2 separate regions of the Homo sapiens genome follow, and region 2 is linked to region 1. The links are chromatin loops, found by intact Hi-C in ENCODE. Cell type or tissue: Caco-2. All regions are shown on one strand. Links, peaks and the distances in the headings refer to the core of each region. The heading gives the core; the rest is flanking DNA.

Region 1 (7,764 bases), core at 870-5,869:
TGGTGTCTTGTCTTGTTCCAATGCCCAGTGGGAATGCTTTCAACTTTTCCCCATTCAGTATAATGTTGGCTGTGGGTTTGTCACATATGGCTTTTATTAATTTGGGGTGAGTACCTTCTATGCCTAGTTTGTTGAAGGTTTTCGTCTTAAAGGGATGTTGGATTTTATCAAATGATTTTTCTGGATCTATTAAGAAGAACATATGGGGTTTTTTGTTGTTGTTTTACTTTGTTTTGTTTTGAGGTGAAGTCTTACTCTCACCCAGGCTGGAGTGCAGTGGCGCAGTCTTGGATCGCTGCTACCTCTGCCTCCTGGGTTCAAGCAATTCTCCTGCCTCAGCCTCCCAAGTAGCTGGGACTACAGGTGCCCTCCACCACGTCCGGCTAATTTTTGTATTTTTAATAGAGTTGGGGTTTCATCATATTGGCCAGGCTGGTCTCAGACTCCTGACCTTGTGATCTGCCCGCCTCAGCCTCCCAAAGTGCTGGGATTACAGGCATGAGCCACCATGCCTGGCCTAACCTATGGTTTTTATTTTTAATTCTGTTTATGTAATGTGTCACATTTATTGACTTGCATATGTTAAACCATTCTTTCATCCCTGGGATGAAACCCACTTGATCATCATGTATTATATTTTTGATGTATGGTTGGATTTAGTTAGCTGTTATTTTGTTGAAGATTTTTGCATCTATGTTCACCAGGGTTATTGTCTGTAGTTTTCTTTCTTTTTTTTAAATGCCTTTTCCTGTTTATGTATCGTGGTGATACTGGCTTCATAGAATGATTTAGGCAGCATTCCCTTTTTCTCAATCTTTTGGAAGAGCTTCAGTAGGATTGGTACCAATTCTTTGAATGTCTGGTAGAATTCACCTGTGAATCCATCTGGCCTTGGGCTTTTTTTGTTGTCTTTTTATTATTACTATTATTATTACTATTACTGATTCAGTCTTACTGCTCTTTATTGGTCTGTTCAGGATTTCTATTTCTCTCAGGAGGTTTTGTGTGTTTCCAGGAACTTATCAATTTTCTCTAGGTTTTCTAGTTTGTATACATAGAGGCATTGATAGTAGTCTCGAATGATCTTTTGTATTTCTCTGGTGTTGGTTCTAATGTCTCCCATTTCATTTCTAATTGACCTTATTTGAATCTTCTCTCTTCTTTTCTTGGTTAATCTAACAATTGTCTATCAACTTTGTTTATCTTTTCAGAGAATCAGCTTTTTGTTTCATTGATCTTTTGTATAGTTTTGTTTCAATATCATTTAGTTTTACTCTGATCTTTATTATTTCTTTTCTTCGGCTAATGATATGGTTTGGCTCTGTGTTCCCACCCAATTCTCATCTTGAGTTGTAATCCCCACATGTTGAGGGAGGGAGCTGGTAAGAGGTGATTGGATCATGGGGTGGTTTCCCCAATGCTACTCTTGTGATAGTGAAGGAGTTATCATGAGGCCTGATGGTTTAAAAGTGTCAGTTTCCCCTGCGCTCTCTTTGTCTCCTGATGCCACGTAAGACATGCCTTGCTTCCCCTTTGCCTTCCGCCATGATTGTAAGTTTCCTAAGGCTTCTCCAGCCATGTGGAATTGTGAACCAATAAACGTTTTTTGGTTATAAATTACCTAGTCTCATGTATCTTTAAAGCACTGTGAAAACAGACTAATACAGCTAGCTTTGGGTTTAGTTTGTGAATAATTCTCTAGTTCTTTGAGGTGTGACATTAAGTTGTCATTTTTTTTTAATGACAACCTTTTGATGTAGGCATTTTGGACTTATAAAATTTCCTCTTAGCATTGCTTTTGCTTTGTCCTGGAGGTTTTGATAACTTGTGTCACTTAATTTATTCATTTCAAATAATTTTTTTGATTTGTATCTCAATTTCATTGTTACCTGAAAATTCATTCAGGAGTAGATTGTTTAATTTCCATGTATTTGTATGGTTTTGGGAGTGCCTTTGGAGTTGATTTCTAGTTTTATTCCATTGTGGTCTGAGAAAATACTTCACATGATTTTTGTTTATAAAAATTTATTGAGACTTGTCTTGTGACTTATCATATGGTCTGTCTTGGAGAATGTTCCATGTGCCAATGAGAAGAGTGTATATTTTGCAGTTCTTGGGTAGAATGCTCTGTAAATATCTGTTAGATCTAGAGTGCACTTTTGTTCTAGAATGTACTTTAAGCCCATTGTTTCTCGGTTAATTTTCTCTCTTGATGATATGTCTAATGCTATCAGTGGAGTATTGAAGTCCCCCACTCTTATTGTGTTGCTATCTCATTACTTAGGTATTGTAGTGATTGTTTTATGAATCTGGTAGATCCAGTATTAGGTGCATATAAATTTAGGATTGTAATATCTTCTTTTTGCATTGATCCTTTTGTCATTACATAATGACCTTCTTGTCTTTTTTAAAAAAAACCTTCCCGTCTTTTTAAAAAAACTGTTGTTTCTTTGAAGTCTATGTCTAGATACACAAATAATATTGTCTTCCAATTTTTTATAGTGTTTCGGTACAGTAATATGCTGTACATGTTTGTAGCCTAGAAGCGATGGGCTATACCATATAGCCTAGGTGTATAGTAGGCTATACCACCTAGGTTCATGTAAGTACACTCTATGATGTTCACACAGTGAGAGAATTGCCTAATGACTCATTTTTCAGACCGTATGCCCATCATTAAGTAATACATGACTGTATTTCTTTTGCTAAGAGTGCCCTTCCCATGTATGAGACATCTACATTTCTGCTCAGCTAATCTCAGTTCAACTACTGCCTATCCTTTTCTGAAACTCCACTTTCTATCTTCTCTGCTGCACTTTGAGCTATTTCTCGTATAATATGAGTGTGTCTTATAAATATTACCATTATAGGACTTTTTGCTTTGTGCTGTAATTCCCTGCTTTGTATTCCTGCTAAATTTAAACTCTCCAAAGGCACCATTTACATTTTTGGATCTTCACACCTCACTTAGTGCTTGGTATTTATTGGACACTTAAAACTTATTGAATGAATAAAGGAATAAGTATGCAGTTGTAACTGGTGCATCCTGCACTGTTTTTGGTCATGACAGGTTAAGTTCATAAGTTATTTATTAACAAGACCCTAGATAATCTTGACTTTCTCTTCCACTCCCCTTTTTTCTTATCTTTCTTATCTTTCTTCCTACTCTCTACCTAGCTCACTCTGCTGAGCTCAGCCACACTGTCTTCTTTGCTGTTCCTCAAGCATCTCAGGCCTGCTTCCTGCCTTAGGGCCTTTGCAGTGTTTGCTCTCGGCACTTTTCCCACATGTCTGAATGGCTTGTTCCTCACCTCCTTCAAGTCTCTGGTCATAAATCACCTTCTCAATTATTGCAACCCTTTCTCCTTCCCTATACTACAGATCTTCTTATCCTGTTCTATTTTCTTCTTTTTGTTTTCCATAGCATTAACCATTTCCTAATATGCAAATATACTAGTGTCTGTTGTCTCTTTCTCTTTTCTGGAATGTGTGCTTCAGGAGGGCTGGTGTCTTTGTCTGCTTTCTTCACTGATCGTCTTCACTAATACCTCCCCAGTGGTGTAGAATAGAACAATACTTAATGCATTGGAGACACTCAATGAATATTTGTTGAATAATGAATGTATTAATATTCAAATATGTTTCTTAGGGGATCCCATATTCAGTTGTTATATTAATAGCATAGTATAAATTACTTCATTTGCTTTTCTAATTGATATGTAGGAACAGAGAAAATAATAGAAGGGTAGTACCTTTCAACGGAATGGAAAATGGGAAGGTTTGGATATTGTTTTATGTTCAAAATAGGTAAATCCAGGAAAGATTTCACTGTGGGAATCAATCGGCGACCCATGTATAGCTATAAAATATGGCAGTGTGGAATTAGAATAGAAGTGGTGTCAAGAGCAGGAGTTCAATCATTTGTAAACCAAATCTAGGTGTTTTGGTTTTTTTTTCCCCCCACAAGTTTGCTTAGGGTAAATCCTAAATAAAATAATTGCTCTCATTGTAATTTTCATCTGAATAGATTAGTTGCATTTTACATATTGGCATAGTGAAGACTGAGGATGTTCATTTCCACTATGACAAGCACAAAATATTTATCAGTTTGATGAACGTATAGAATATTATAAAAACTTATTCCAGAGCAAATGAACTCTACACAGTAAAGAGTGCCTTAGCCAACATGAAAACAGAGATCAGTGTTTTTGACCAAACTTGACTTAATTTAGACAAAGTTGAGATAAAATAATTAATTTATACTATGTAACACCCATGGTATTTAAGAGAAAACATGATTAAAATCTATTATGTGTTGGGATGTGTGTGTGTGTGTGTGTGTGTGTGTGTGTGTGTGTGTGTGTATGAACTGTCCACTGTTATATTGTCATGGATAGTTACAACTACTTCAATATAACAACATTTCTTTTGTTCTTTAGAGTCCATTTTTTGTCATTCTTTACGTTTATAAGAATTGAGTAAAGATTTACTATTTGACACTTAGGAGTCTTTCCTTGTCCTCTGTAGTATATCAAGCATACAACACAGAAAACCATATTTGAGATATGAAATTGACTAGTCTTTATATCTAAGATAAATGGAAGGAAATATATCAAAATATATTTAAATAGGCTGTGCTGTGTGCTGATCTATTGTGTTTTGACTTCCAAAAAGTTATATGTTTATCCTACAGATTTGAGAACTGTATTAATGCTGCAGGTTTCAGATGCGTAATAGTGTGCATTCCCCTTGGATTAACTTTGCTAATACATCTTATTCAAGACTAAACAATAATAATGCTACATGGTTTTCATCACCATTGCAGAGGTAAAGATTAATGTGAGGATATTAAGGAAGAAAGGATTGTATCTTGGATTGTTAAAAGTTCATATTTATTTTCTATCTTGTTAATAAAAAGAAGGACTTTGAAGAAATTTATCTTTATGCTTCAAGCCATAAGCTGATGACATAATAAAGACACGAAGATACATTTTCCTCTGAGGTGTAATGCTAAATATTTGGATAGGTACATCAAATATATTTTCTTTTCTCCTTTAAATATTGATTGTAGAAACCACATTTGTAAAGTGCATGCAGAAGCATTTGGAAAATAAATCTTAAGACCATAATTTCTCATTCTGTGGAAGGAAAGGCTAAACAAGAGTTTCGGGGTTCTATTATTAATAGTCAGAGTTTATGTGCATGTAAAACAGTGAGTGCTATGGTGACCATAATCTGCTTGACAATTCTTTAGCATAAACAATGTGTGTGCATTGATTAGCTTTAATCTCTACCTGAGCGGTAGTCAGTTGCCCTAATCCAGTATTCACACTCCGGAGGTGGTCAACTAACATTTAATTAGCAAGGCCACACTCCAAAAGCACTATTTTAAGTGCTTTAGCTTTCTTTATTCCTAGCACCAAATATTAGCTAATTAGCACATTAGCAATGGGTGTTCATTGGCAGAATTAATGGCTTGTTAATTAGCATAATGGATATTAATGAGTTATGGGGGTGAAAGTAGTGGTTTAAAAATATTAGATTGGCTAAAATATTTTAGACATCTCATTTGCTCTTAAACAAGATATAAAACTTGTAGTGAGTCTTGCATCCTTTCCTTTTTCAGAATGGCACCTGAGGCTTGCTTCTAAAATGGTCTCGTGTGCTATCATGACTTTAGAGGATTCTGATTGCCTGAGGTTCTCTATCAGATTAACTGAATTCTGCCTCTAGAATATTTTTATACATATCCCCTCCATCCAAGAGAAATTTTGTGCAATGCATGGTAAAAGCACTTAAAAAGTCAGTGAGCTTAGACTTCACTAAACTTACAGAACAGATTTGAAGGTCATTTTATATTTGCTAGTAAATGTGTGTATTTGTATGGATGGACATATTTGCTTTCTCTATGATCTTGTTGTGAGCATAAAAGGATACCTAAGTCATTCAACCTTCCATTTACATATTTACCTGTTGCTATGGTCTGAATGTTTGTGTCTCTCCAAAACTGGTAGGCTGCAATTCTGATCCCTGAAGTGATGATATTAGGAGATGGGGACCTTTCGGGAGGTGTTTCGGTCATGAAGGCAGAGCCCTCTTCAATGGGATTAGTGTCCTTATAAAATACGCCCTAGAGAGCTCATTCACTCTTCTATCATGAGAGGACACAGTAAGAATGTGGCATCTATGAACCAGGAAATAGGCCTTCACCAGATTTCTAGTCTTTTTAGCACCTTGCTTTTGGACTTCTCAGCCCTAGAACTGTGAGAAATAAATTCCTGTTGTTTATAAACTACCCAGTCTATGGTATTTTGTTATACCAGCCTGAATGGACTAAGACACTTGTTCGCTCATTTAATTTAATAACTAATTCGATGAATAATTGTTAGATATCTACTATGTACTTGGCATTGTATTCTTTGCTGGGCATTTTAAAATGGAAAAGATGGAGTCCTCATAAGGACTTTATGTTTAGGGGAAATGTACAAACACACTCAGTTACTTATAGATAAGTGCAAAGTGTAACATACAGAGCATTATAGAGGGCACCTTACCCAATTAATGAGGATCAGGGACTTAGTAACAATTTATTTATTTATTTAATTTTTTTTTTTAGACAGAGTTTCGCTCTTGTTGCCCAGGCTGGAGTGCAATGACGCGATCTTGGCTCACTGCAACCTCTGCTCCCAGGTTCAAGTGATTCTCTTTCCTCATCTCCCAAGTAGCTGTGATTACATGTGCCACCATGCCTCACTAATTTTTTGTATTTTTAGTAGATGGGGTTTCACCTTGTTGGCCAGGCTGGTCTTGAATTCCTGACCTCAGGTGATCCACCTGTCTTGGCCTCTCAAAGTGCTGGGATTACAGGCATGAGCCCTCATGCCTGGCCAGGAACTTAGTAACAATTTAGATGATCATACCAAACAAGTTGTATTTGGTTTGTTGAGAGAATGAGAACAGAATGGGTTAAAACATAAAAGTGAGCTAGGGGTTGGAGATGAGAGACATCCTGGTGTTCACAGGGCAACCTTTTGAGTAATGGGGCCAAAGAGATGGGCTAGGACCCGGTCCTGGAGGTTTGTGTGCTGTCCGTGTTAGGGAGCCTGGGCTTTAACTTTGGGCTCTGTGGAGAATTTGAAGTATTTTTAGCTATGGAGTCTCGTGTCACATTTACATTTTGGTTAGATGTTTGACAGTTGTGTGAAGGCAAACTTGTAGGAGGACACTTATTTAAAAAGCTATTGCAATGACTAAGGCATCAAATTATAGTAGAAATTAATGGGGGGATGATTTGAGAAATATATAAGAGAGAAAAATTACAATTTGGGTGGTAATTAATGAATGAGAAAAGCTGTGGAGGGTATCTAGCAGGTGATAACTGAAACTATGAGATAGCCAAGGCATCCCAGGGTTGGTATTGAATAAAATGAGCAGCAGTAGGTAAAATAATAATTACTAAAGATCCCTGCTTTTAAGATGTGACAGAAGAAGGACAAAGAAAGAAGGGAAAGCATAATAGACAGTGATCAAATTATCCATAACATTCCCCTCAGCTGGACTGAACTTTAGACAGGTTCTTTCTAAAGAACCCTATCTATAGGCCCCTGACTTCCCTTTACTTAGAACATTTACTTTAGAAAACTTGCAACTGTAAATTCTGCCTCTGTCCCTTTGAGAGTAAATCTTCTACAATCCAGGAATGGCTTTCTTCTTTTAAAAATTTATTTATTACACTTTAAGCTCTGGGATACTTGTGCAGAACTT
Region 2 (7,764 bases), core at 1,394-6,393, 100 kb before region 1:
GAATTTTCAAAACCAAGGAAAATTGAGAGGCAGTCAGTGTGCAGAGGCAGTCGTTGGCAAAAATTCATTTTTTATTCTTATAATCTCAATTCTATTAATTATTGAAGGAAATCGCATCTTCAGAGCTCAAAGCATAGTGTTAGAATATTTCCCAACATTGAAGAAAATCTGATTGTCCTTGACAAAATAAGTTATTAGGTTAAAGATATTGAATTGCCATTTTTGTGCTATTTAGATCCATCCCAAGCAAGGATCTAAAATGAGTGTGAGCACACATGGAAAGCTTAAAAAAGAAAAAAGTACAATCATTATATACATTTAATGAACACCATTTTAATGTTCTAAGAAGGATAAGGGAGGCAGTCACTCTTGGTAAACTAAACAATTTAAGGAAAAATGGTCCTTGAAGAATTATTGATAGTTCATAGGAAGTTTGTGAACTTATTGCAGGAGTGAAATTGGGTATGGGAAATAGGACTGTATTGTTTTCTGTTGCTGTGTAACAAGTGAACACAAAGGTGGTTGAAATAACACAAACTTACTAGTTCACAGCTCTCTAGGTCAGAAGCCCAGGTGGGCTCACCTGGGCTCTTGGCTTACAAGGTCAAAAACAAGGTGTCGGCTCTTGTCTGGAAGCTCTAAGGAAAAATCTGCTCTCAAGCCCATTCAAGTGTTGGCACATCTAGTTGCTTGTGTTTGTGGGTCTGAGTCCCTCTGTCCTTGCTGTCTGTCAGGGGTGTGCCCTCAGCTCCTTGTGGACCCTCCAATTTCAAAGCAGCAAGTGTGCATCGAGCCCTACTCATGCATATCTGAGACTTCCTCTTCTAGCTTCCTGTCTGCTACCAGCCAGAGAAGTGTCTTTTCCTCTGAAGTCTCCTGTGATTAGATCAGGCCCACTTGAATGATCTCTCTTTTGTAAGGTAAACTGTGCCACATAATATAACCTTGAAGTGATGTCACATTCACAGGTCTGGTGATTAGAGTATGGAATCTTAGGGGCCTCTCATAGAAATTTTGCCTTACCACAATGCTTTTGTAATATTGAGTGGGTGCAGAAGGCTAACTTAAATTTAGCTGCCTGTCTTTGCCTCTTTGCTTTTCTTCCCATTCAGTCAGATTGTCTGGCTTCTTTGTACCACCTCAGAGTAGAGTGGTTGTTGCATACAAAGCAGAAGTAGTCTGTGGTTTTTTCTGGCATTTGCTTTGAAAATTTAAGCCTAAGGAAGGTAGAAGTTGCCAGCTATTAAAAAAAAAATCCAAAACAAAACAAAACAACAAAACTATTTTGTTCCCAAACAAAGGTAGTAGAATTCCCCCTCCTTTTAGAGATGCCCAGCTGAGGAAAGATGAATGTGATGCAAGCAGAGAGGTCTGATTCCCAGTGTGCAGTTATAGGGAGAGCAAGATCCTTGTTCTGGAACTGCTGCTAGATTGCTAGGCAAAGTAGTTTGTAGTCAGCCTCGTGAAGGGCTTTCTCAGGTGTGTCACAGAAACACCTGCCAGTCACAAATTTCAAGGGAACTTTAAGAACTGGGACAGTAAATATCTCAGTGACAATCTGTGTGGACTGATGATGTAGAACCTTCTTCTCTACTGTTTTTTTTTTAGGAAGCCCCCTAGATCAGCTCTTGAAACTGTAGCTTGACCTAATAATAAAAGACCTCAAGAAATACAGGTCAAATACAGAATCAAATTATTTCAGAAAATAAAGTTATACATCTTGTGTGCCTGGGTATATGGACTGGGATTCTTACATGCTACCTTCTCTTCTCCCCACAGTTTCTTCGTCTAACCTCCTCCTACTCCTTATTAACACAAAAGGGGCAAAGTCTTGTTTACAAACCCTACAGGACCCCTGGCATCAGGAGAAATAAAGTGCTAGATGGTCTATTCTGTAGAGCTATCAAAGCTAATGAGATACAAGACTTCGAGTTATGTGCTCCAGAAAGGTTGAACAATGCAGAAACCATTGACTTTGGGCTGTATCCTGCAGTACTGGTCCGGTACTATCTTCTTGGCTCAAAGATGAAGGCAGCATGTCTATCTTGGGATTCTAGGATAAAAGTAACAGTATGGTATATAGCTGGAGTACATTTGTATGTACTAGAAGATGTTCACTGGTCCTGCTTTTTGCCTTTGGAATCTCACCAATCCTGTATTATAGGCTAAGTTACGTTGCAATAGGAAAACTCTACAAATCTTGGTGGATTACAAAAACAAAAATTTACTTCTTGCTTATACTGCTTATTTATCCTTAATGAACTGTCACTCTGTGCTGTGACAACTTCATTGCAGGATCCAGACTGAAGAAGTAGCCCCTACCTGGGTCATACCAATCTCACGACAGGGCACAAGAGAACATGACACTTAAAGCTTATCTTTGGAAGTGGTATATCTCGTTGTTTTTATTTTAATGGCCAAGTGTGACACATAAAGGCTGATATCAATAGGGTGGAGGTGGATAATTCTCTCATGAGGAGAGGCGTAATCATTTAAAAATATGTATATAATCTCCCATAAGTACTATTCCTCCAAAAGCCACTAATATTTATTTCTAACCCATTCTCTGTAGTGATTTTTATATTCTGAATTGAAACTGTTATGTCTATTTTTCCTTCTACAATAAAAATAAAATTCTCCCTATTTTTTTCTAATTTGCAATATCACATATTTATGTTTCAGACATTTTTTGTTTTACTATTTGGAGCTTAAAACACACCAAACAAAGTATTTTGGGGTTGTGCCAATTTCTCTCTCTGTGACATTCTTGGGTGCTCCCTTTCCTGGAAGTTGTCAATTACCCCAGTGCCACCTGGATCAGGATGCTGGTGCAGTTTCTAATGACTGCAGTAACTGGAGACTCTAAGCTTCTTGGGCCTATTATTTTTATTTGCTTAATTTTTCTATTTCATATCACACTTGCAAATTTGAAATTTGCAATAGTGAATCAAGATATAGAAAGAGTATACTCATATGTAGAGCAGGCAGGCAGGCAAGACACACCTTTGTAAAGACTACCCTTTACAATAATGAAGAGTAAGGAAAAGAAGAGATTAGAAAAAGGAATGTATTGGTAGCTTATGCCTTGTGTCTGTCTCTGTTCACGGTTTATTAAGTAACCAGCATGAATGTGGGCTCTGTGAGATTCGGTCTTACGTAATAAGACAGAGTTCATTGGTCCCTGTCGAGGTTAATGAGCTCATAACTTCATCATTCGTTTTGTTTTACTTTGTTGATAATATCTTCACAATCTTAATGATTCACATAATTGCACAGACATTAAAAATTAATTTCAACTCAGAAATCTTGAGATACACAATAACTGCACATATATCTGAGGGGAAGTTTTGCTCAGAAGAGAATTATTTCAGCTCTGAGACACTAGGGGATGAATATGAACAGCCACAGAAAAAGTATAGGAAAATGAAAAATGGACTAATAGTATAAGTTATGGACAGAAGAATTCTGTCTATACCATGTATCAAAAATCATCAGGTAATGAGTTTGAGGCTGTTATTTGAGGTTTATCCAAAGTCTCTTTACTATATGTATTCTTTGTTATCTTTTTAATGTTTGGTTTTTTTTTTCACTCACATATTGTGTGACTTCCAACATTTTATTTTCATTTTATTTTCATTGTTCAGTTTAAGAAAGCAGAAATAAATATGGCACAAATTTCTAACACATTTTTTTCTTGTTAGAAAAAAACAAGAACAAGGAATGATTTATGATTTTATTTTTATTATAGAAAAATTTAGTCTCAGTTCCGCCTGGCAGCACCAGAATCTGAGAATCTTACTGTTAGTAGAAAATGGGGGAAGATGATGTTCCCATATTCCAAGGTCATAATGGGGTTTTGAAATTTTGTAGCTTTTTGTTTGTGAGCGGCGCACAGGGTACAAGGAGCATTGAGTTGCCTGGAACCCAATGGCCAAGGATCCCACGTCCTTGGGCACATAGTGTGGCCATGTTTGTCCTTTTCTTGAGGGCACTTTCCCTAAGTGCTGTGAGTCTGACTCTTCCTCTCCTTTTCTAATCTTATCTCCCATATCTCCCATCTCTTTTTCTAGTCTGGTGAAAATCAGTATTCCTTTGTAGTTGCTTAAGATGCACTCCTTTCATTTTTGCCTTCAAAGGCACTATTTTCTGCACAGCAGAGAAGCTATTGACATAGAAGCTGCTGTGTTCATGTGATCCGCATGTTGCTAACACTCTGAGTGGATCTAGGATGTTTCATGTGTAAATTATATGTCTGGTTCTTCTCTTTTCAATGAGTGAATGACCCTACTTTGTCATATAATAAATATTTCTTGTAGGTGTCATAGACGAAACTACTCTAGAAATTGAATGCCACATGATTCCACACCAACACATGAATCAAACAGTATGTCTTGCTTTTTTTACACTTGAGCTCTGAAGAAACCAGACTGTCTGTCTGCATTCCAATAGATGTTCTACCTTTGTTGACACAGTTTTCATCTTTTAGCACCAGCTTTGACAGTCTTTTCCCGGAATAACAGAATTCAGGGAGTTCCCATTGCTTAAGTATTTTTTTTGTTGTCAGTTGTTAACTAATTGATTCCTCCTTCATGTCTTGACTTTGCAAACCATCTAAGCTTGATTGTATGTCTTAATAGAATTGTCTTGGTGCTGTAACCAGTATTTTTTAGTGTATTTCTGAAAAGCTAAAGTAATGATTAGTATTATATAATTTTTGTGGTTTCAAAAATGACAGTTAATGGTGGTGCATTTTGGGTAAATAGAACTTCAAGTGCACATTATCAGGAGTCCGGTAATATTGGTGACAGGGAAGTCCGAAGGGCATAATGAGGTTTATGCTTCTGTGTAAAATGTGGGAGGTTAATAAGATGTTGCTTTTGTGAGGCACTGGGAAGTTAGATTGCTGAATGACACGAGCATTGGTAAGAATTAGGTCTGTACCACGGGCCAGTGACTGAGGGCAGGCATGTGAACAGTACATTTTATAATCAGTAAAATATAACATGTTATGCATATGAACTTTGGCACATATTTCAATTATGAATGAAGGCAACAAACCACTCTGTAGGAGCACCTGTGACTTTATCATCAATAGAAATCACAGATGTTTTTATATCACATCACAGTTGTTGCAGATACTTCAAAATATCGTTTACACTCACTATTTTAAAATTATAGGTGTTATTAGATATACTATTACCTCTTATGATTTAATGTGCTATAAAAGAAGCATATATATTACTATATGACAATAAAAATTTGATACTTGTACTTAATTGGTTTTCTTTGTAATGCTATTTATTTTACTTCGTGCATTTAAAAACATTATTCTGAGGAGAGGTCTGTGGCACAAAAGATTAGAAGCCTCTATTTTGATTGGTGACCTTGTTCTTGCTAAGCTACCAATAAATACACTCCTTTTTCTAATCCCTTCTTTTCCTTACTGTTCATTATTGTACAGGGTGGTCTTTACAAAGGTGTGTCTTGCTTGCCTGCCTGCTCTACTCATAAGTATACTCATAAGTATACTCTTTCTATATCTTGATTCACTATTGCAAATTTCAAAATTGCAAGTGTGATATGAAATAGAAAAATTAAGCAAATAAAAATAATAGGCCCAAGAAGCTTAGAGTGACATTTCTGAGATCTAGGATGCTACATAACAATGGCCAAATCAGAATACAGTTCAAAATATCTAGTGTGTTTATCCAATTACAGATATCTTTTGGATTTACAGCTATTTATGCATTTTGCAAACCTTTCTAAGAGAGAGTTGCTTGAGGATAAGGAACCTAATTTGTTCAACATTATATTCTTGCAAAAATCCTGAAATTTAGTAGGCATTCCATTAATGTTTCTTGAATTCTAAGTGAGAAACAAATGCAGTTTTGCAGAGAGATGGAGAATATGCATAGAGCTTCAATTATTGTGGCTAACATCCTCTGGATGTTGCTGCCCACCATTTTTTCTGTAACAATGGAGTCACTAGAGACATGTAAAAGAAAATGTACTTCTGCAATTAAAGCAACAGTCACCTACAAAATAAACATGGTTGTATAGCTACGTTGGAATGTTATTGAAGCTCTCATAGTTACGACATCAATGGAAATAAATTGGTTCCACACTAGGTCAACAGCTGTTTTAAAGCAGCAGCTGCTTTTCCCTGAGATTACAGATACTGTTTTTAGTATACAGTGTCAGAACATAATTTTATTAATTTGAATGACGTGACATCACCTTTGGAATGAAATAGATACCAACAGATTTAAGATGACATATGTTTCTCTTTTTTTCTTTTGTAGCTGTATATTTTATTCCAATTACAAATACACTTAAGAGATGTAGGGAAAATGGACAATTTTGTACTATAAAAGCCAATGAATATTTGCAAGAAACAAATGGTACTTGTAATAATGATTTTTAAGTATTAGCTGTTTCTTGGTGTACATACAATACAATTGATGAAAGATAAAAATATTCTTCCCCATACTATCCAACAATCTTGATCTTCATTTTTATTTTCATTGCATTCATAAACTTGTAAGATAGTATACATTTTATTTATTTTATTATATATATTGTGGATTGTCTGTCCCCACCTAGTAAAATTTGAGCTCCTTCCGGGCAGGAATTTTGTTAACGGATACATCCTAATGATCTAAAATGATGCTTGGCACAAAGTAGGCATTTAGAAAATGTTTGTTGAAAAAAATGAATGCCTACATAACTATAAAAAATATAAAAAAATTTAACATGTGTCTTTGTCAACTTTCCAGTTTCAGATTTATCTCTAAATCTTCTGTAGTCAGTCATGCCCTGGTAGCTTAACATCACTTCCTGGACACTTTTGAGTAACTTTAATTGCTAACTATAAAGTTTAAATTTAAGATACGTTATAACTCTATTAATGATGACTGTGGCCTAAAGCAACATAGGGAATTTCCCTTGGGCTGGTTGGGATCTATTCACTAGTAGTAGTGTAAGTGTGTCACTCTCTTAAAGATTTTGTAGAATTTATGAAATGTTAATATTGATATCTATCAATTTCCTATAGAAATGTTAAGGATGAACCAGAGAATTAGTATTAAGCTTGAGCCTTTCAGGAAAATAATCAAGAACTAATTCTGAAGATTTGCGTCGTAGTAGTTGAGCACAGCTTTTCAACCACTGTAGAAATTCAGACATTGAGTATTTAGACAGTTAGTTAAGTAACAGGGTAGAAGGGAAGTTTGTAAAATGAAGCTTTGGTTTTGCCTTCTAAAGATTAGTGGTTTGAAATTATTTTCTCCTTCTTAGATATTGAAATGACTTTTTAATTTTCTCAATTCCTATCTTAATTTCTAATTTTTTATTTAATAATTCATATTCTCAACCGTGAGTATTCTTCCATATGTTGAAAAAAAGAAAAAAATTGGTTTCTAGAATGGAACATAAAACGACCATTGGATTATTTATTGGCAGGTGGAGATGTCATTTGAAATAAAATATGGGGCAGATAGTCATGAAGCATCTGAATCAATGCACTTACTCCCAGTTACTTTGTGAGCAGCCGCTAACTGTGCACTCCTCAGGAAAGACATGAGACATCCTTAGACTACAGAACCATACTGGCTTCATTTGATTATTTGAAAAATCTTTGCTCTTAGAAAGGAGATAAAAATCAAGTATGGTTTTTTCCTCATGGCAATAAAACAAATAGCTGAGAAGCAAAGTGTTTAGACAATTGCCATTAATTATATTATTAATAAACCCAAGAGCAGAGTT

Evidence for each region. A loop is a pair of places that touch in the nucleus more often than their neighbours do. Peaks named below come from ENCODE experiments on the same cell type or tissue, not always from the same donor. Only the 100,000 strongest peaks of a DNase experiment are listed, where the experiment ranks them.
Region 2: a loop joins it to region 1, with 8 times the contacts of the local background. A loop is called at or near these places in 1 of 110 quality-filtered maps.

The regions. Positions count from the first base shown.
Region 1 is chr14:48,910,047-48,917,810 of GRCh38, reverse strand. The region is part of intron 4 of LOC105378178 (a long non-coding RNA gene); the gene reads left to right. Among named protein-coding and RNA genes, the nearest start is that of RPS29, 670 kb to the left of the region's middle. In Caco-2, for the core only: no CTCF peak of the experiment used is centred there; a DNase peak (open chromatin) is centred at 3,230.
Region 2 is chr14:49,013,036-49,020,799 of GRCh38, reverse strand. All of the region lies in intron 4 of LOC105378178 (a long non-coding RNA gene), which reads left to right. Among named protein-coding and RNA genes, the nearest start is that of RPS29, 570 kb to the left of the region's middle. In Caco-2, for the core only: no CTCF peak of the experiment used is centred there; no DNase peak of the experiment used is centred there.